2 separate regions of the Homo sapiens genome follow, and region 2 is linked to region 1. Evidence: chromatin loops called from intact Hi-C (ENCODE). Cell type or tissue: psoas muscle. All regions are shown on one strand.

Region 1 (2,500 bases):
TATGAACTTGAAGAACTTCAGTCAGCTCAAACGGCCCCTTGGAATCACCCAGACTCAGCCTTCACTGACAGATGGAGAAACTGAAGCCAGAGAAGGGAAACACTTGCCTAAGTTCTCCCAGCCTCGTGCGCTAATCTATACAGCAGGTACTCAACAGAGCACCATCCCTGCAGTGAGGGAGCCGTCCAGAGTGACAGCCTGAGATCAGCAGGGCCTTCCACAGAGACAGCGGGAAGATGAGGTGGAGATGTGAATAAACCTGGAGGGCGCAGGGGTTGGGAGTGCCCCCTCACACATACACATACACACGACATCTGTTTCCTTAGGTGCAGGTTCACTCTCCATCTGGGTAGTAGGATCCCAAAGTGAACATTTGTTTAGATGCTTTGGGCACTCCTGGGGGCAGTGAGGGACAGCCATTGAGAATACAGTCCTCCATGACTTAACCCATTTATGCCTAAGGTTGCAATTTTTTGAATTTTTGCAATCAGACCTTGGCAATGACCTTGATCAGTATGATAAAAATAACTCCCACATGCTTAGTGTTCCAATAATGGAACACTAGGCATAAATGTTAAGAAGTGACACAGCCAGGTGCAGTAGCCTGTAATCACAGCATTTTGGGAGGCTAAGAGGGGTGGATCATTTGAGCCCAGGAGTTCAAAACCAGCCTGGGCAACATGGCGAAACCCTGCCTCTATAAAAAATACAAAAGATTAGCTGAGCATGGTGGCACATGTCTATAATCCCAGCTATTCAGGAGGCTGAGGCAGGAGGGTTGCTTGAGCCTGGGAAGTTGAGACTGCAGTGGACTGAGATCACACCATTGTGCTCCAGCCTGGGCAACACAGCAAGACCCAGTCTCAAAAAAAAAAAAAAAAAAAAAGAAGTGACAGAGACCTTCTTGGAGGCTTGACTGTATACTGTACATGAGGGTTTGCAAGACTGATAACTTTAAGGACACTGTGGCTGTGTTTCCGGATCCCCCGCTTCAGAAAAGCTTGTCATTGTATTTCTTCCTCAGGGTTGGGACTTCCTAGCCAAGGAATGGGAGTTCTAGACCACACAGCTGATGGGTAAGCTTTTTGAAACTCATATTATTTAGCTTCGTGCCCATACTTTCCAGGGTACACAGACTCATGCACATGCTTGTAAATCAACATTGCTCTGTGGGAAAACTTATACACCAATAACTGTGTGTGCACACGCTCATGCAAATATGCACAGGTGAATACAAGTTCCAGACAACTCACAAATATGTGCTTGTAGTAGCTGCAGGTGGTTCTTGGAAGTCCAGCCATAGCAACCACATTGTTTTCACTAATTGGTGGCACCACCTAGTGGTGACACTGTAAATAAATCAGTTTTGTATTCTGACCTGTCAAAAGTTACAGTATCTGATGGTTGTTTACAGATCATAATTTGGACCCGTGCATTTAAATCCTCCCTATTCCAAATTCCTATTGAAACAGACAAAGAGATAAAAATCCTATTCCACTCTAGAAATCAGTAAAAAAAATCACATTACTGGCCCATAAACTTCAAGGAATTTCAACAAGATACAGTGCAAATAGAACCAGGCTGATGAGTATATTGACTAAAGAAGGACATTCCTGGGAAATAATGGAGGATACGCCCCAGGAGAGTCTCCCTAAAGCCCCGTAATAGACAGCCAGGACTAGGAAAAAGGCTGAGATGGGGATAAGCGGGAAAAAAACTGAGCAACCTTGGGAATTGCGAGTGCCTGCTCGCAGAGAAGGTGGCCAAGGCTCAGCTCCTCTTTTGGTTTGCACAGAAAAGCAAGGACATTGGCCAGCAGGTTTCTAACCCAGGTGCTCATGCCAGTTAGAGAAGGGGGGACATTCTTCCAGCCGACCTTGAACTGCCTCAACAAACAGTGAGAAGAAGTTGCGCAGCAGAACAGCAAACTTCTCTCCTCTTCTCAGAAGCTCTTCCTGCCCTAATCATGGTCGATTGGATCTCCCAATCTAGAAAACTAAACTATAAATATTCCATGTTTCTTCTTTTCCCATTGCCTGGAACCAACACGTTTGAAAATGATCTACATATCTTTTAGAATACCCATTTCAAATCTCAATTCCAAACAAATGTAGATCTAGGTCCCTCCATAAAGTGAGCAAATATATGATAATTTCTAGACATACGAAAAAAGATGTAAGTTATTATATCTTTATCATTAGGGTTACTAGAATCTAAGAAACAAAAACAGTAAAATTCTGTAATTTATACTGTAAATAGAATTCCAAAAGTCAACCCATATATGAATATGGAAAATATGCAAAAACAGGAAATTTATTTTCCAATTAAAAACCAAATCTGGAAAGATTGCTTTGAGAACTTTCCCTATAACTCAGAAATAAATAAATAAATAAAGAGGCTAAAAGAGAGAGAAAGAAAAGAAAGATCCAGAAATCAAATATACCTATATAATAGGCATTCCAGAAATAGAGAATAGAGCCCGTGGAGAAACAATCATTAA
Region 2 (2,500 bases), 51 kb after region 1:
GGCCCGGGCTCCAGATGGGACCCCGTGGTCAGTCTTGGCACGAGGGGGCAGCAGGAAGCCCACACTGCCCGCAATGAGCATATGCCAAATGCTGTGAATGTAGAAGTAGTTGTCCCGGGTCTCCACAAAAGCATAAAGCAGGACGGCACTGCCTGCAATAAGGCTGCCAGGGCACAAGTAGAAAAGCCAGCGGCGCCACGTGGGTGGGTAGCAGTGCCGGCGGCGGACGCTGCGTACTGTCTGGGGGAGACAGAGAAGTGGGGCTCAGGAATGCCAAGCCCTGGAACCCAAGCCAGAGCTGGTCACTCTCAGGTTTCCTCTGTATCCTGGTTGTGACCTAAAGACACCTGCCAAGACTGGAGCGGACACTGCCAGCAGCAGGTGATGACGACAGAGCCAAGCCCACCTTAAACTGGGGACCAGATACCTGGGGCCCAGCACCCAAGTCCTGCTGGGACCCTCCCCCCACATCCCTCCCCACCCTTACCCAGGCTGTGGCCAAGATCCCCAGGGCGAAGAGACTGGGTCCAAGCAGGTTCCAGAGTCCATGTCGGTCAAGCTGCAGAGCCATGGACAGCAGCATAGCTCCCAGCAAATACAGCACCTAGAGAAAGAGACTCAAGGGCTGGGCTAGGGCCAGGTGACAGACAGCACTCCAGGGCCTGGGTCAGAATCATGAGAGGCACTTGGAAATGCCCCCAGGGAGAGGTCAGGAGTGGATTTCAAGGAGACTTGGCCATGGTTGTTCCCCAGGGCCCACTCTGGACTGACCTGCTTGACCACGGGCTGTAAACGAGCCATGGCAATGACAGTGACCCACACGGACATTAAGGAGCCCAGGAAATCACAGAACTGCAGCACATCGTAGTCCATGATGCAGAAAACCACGATGCCTGGCTGGTCACAGGCATGATAGAACTGAAGGAAGAAATGACAGGCATTGAGAGAACTTGAGGCAGAGGTCCAGATCTACAAAACCGGAGGGGTGGGCCCAGGGGTGGTGTGCTGCTGTCAGTGCAGCAGAGGTGAAAGGTCACAGATGAGAAGATCTGGGAAATGCCTGACTCCCCAAATCCTGAGAAGAATGTGGTAAGGAGGTCCAGTCTGCTACATAACTAATATGTATCTGGCAGCCCTGACCCTGACCCTGAGCTTCCTAATCTTCCTGCTTCTGGAAGGTGCTGTGGAGAGTGCCCTGCCAGGGGGTTCTGATACCCTCAAGCTGAGGCCAATCCTGTCCCTGTCTCCTCATGCTCACCATGGATCCCACCTATAATCCCCATCCCTGGCCCAAGCTCTAAGCTACCCAGAAACCAAATCTCCCCACTATGTCCCAGTTTCCCCTGCTAGCTCAGACTCTGAACTGGGCTTCACTCTCAGGGCTTCCACCAACTGACCCTCTTCATCCCTTCCCAACAAATGCGGGGAGTGTGTGGCAGGTAAGAAAAAAGGCAGTCCCTAAGGCCATGGAGAGAGGCATGGCACTTCACACCATGGGGAAGAACATGGAGAGGGGACAGTGTCCACCCATCCTACACTCTGGAGAACATAGTGAAGAGTGGACTATTGAGGAGGTTCAAAGGGGATGCAGGGAGCAGAAGTGGAATCGGATCAGACTCAACTGGACATCCTAATTAAGGAACCAAGCAAAGTCTGCCATTAGCTCCCTTGTCTGTAGTTCCAACCCATGTCCAGATTGTCTCTCTGGACAATGCCATGGCTTCCAGCATCCTGTGTTCCCTTATTTGTGAAAAAAGTTTTCTAGGCATAACTCTTTAGTGGCAGAGATGCCACCAAAAAATCTGGAAAACATATTCCAAAGTCAGTCTCTAGAGACAAAAGATGAAAAAGAAATCGCTAATGTTTCCTTTGACCCTACTGAAGATGTCATCCAATCATTTAAACTGCAAAAATTACAACTTCAACAGACAAATTTGGAAAGGAAGAAGCTAGGATCTTAGAAAAAGAAAACAAAATGAAGACGAAAACCTGGGATATAAATTGGCATCAGGAAACTTTGGGTTTGATTCCTTTAAATTTTAAGCTGCAAGACTCAAGCTTGCGTATCTATCTTCTTTCTTTTCCTTCACTTTGGAGGTAAAGAATTTTGCTCCTGCAAAAAGAGACTGCCTAAGGATGAACATGTTTTAAGTGGGTGTTCCAGGCTTTCGAAAGGGCTTGTTATTTTGGGGACATGGTTCCCTCTTAATATACTGTTAAATTGAAAAAGTGAGTTCTCAATGGGAAATTTTCAGACTTTTCATGTAGGTCCATATCAACATTAGAATGAATTTTTTTAGGTTGGGTGCAGTGGCTCACGCCTGTTAATCCCAGCACTTTGGGAGGATGAGGTGGGCAGATCACTTGAGCCCAGGAGTTAAAGACCAGCCTGGGCGACATGGTGAAACCCCCATCTCTACAAAACACACAAAAATTAGCTGGGCACGGTAGCGTGTGCCTATAGTCCCAGCTACTTGGTGGGGAACAGGGAATTGGCGGG

The links. Peaks named below come from ENCODE experiments on the same cell type or tissue, not always from the same donor. Only the 100,000 strongest peaks of a DNase experiment are listed, where the experiment ranks them.
Region 2: it touches region 1 in a loop (4-fold over the local background); 5 of 110 quality-filtered maps call a loop at or near these places.

What each region holds. Positions count from the first base shown.
Region 1 is chr9:35,902,014-35,904,513 of GRCh38, reverse strand. It overlaps LOC124902149 (a long non-coding RNA gene), which reads left to right. Exons shown (of 3, transcript XR_007061471.1): 1 at 1-146; 2 at 1,025-1,076. Among named protein-coding and RNA genes, the nearest start is that of HRCT1, 2.9 kb to the left of the region's middle. In psoas muscle, a CTCF peak has its summit at 1,330 (motif pointing left); no DNase peak of the experiment used is centred here; H3K27ac peaks cover 59 bases.
Region 2 is chr9:35,851,245-35,853,744 of GRCh38, reverse strand. TMEM8B (transmembrane protein 8B) reads right to left here. Exons shown (of 13, transcript NM_001042590.4): 11 at 772-918; 12 at 488-604; 13 at 1-240. Among named protein-coding and RNA genes, the nearest start is that of OR13J1, 18 kb to the left of the region's middle. In psoas muscle, no CTCF peak of the experiment used is centred here; no DNase peak of the experiment used is centred here.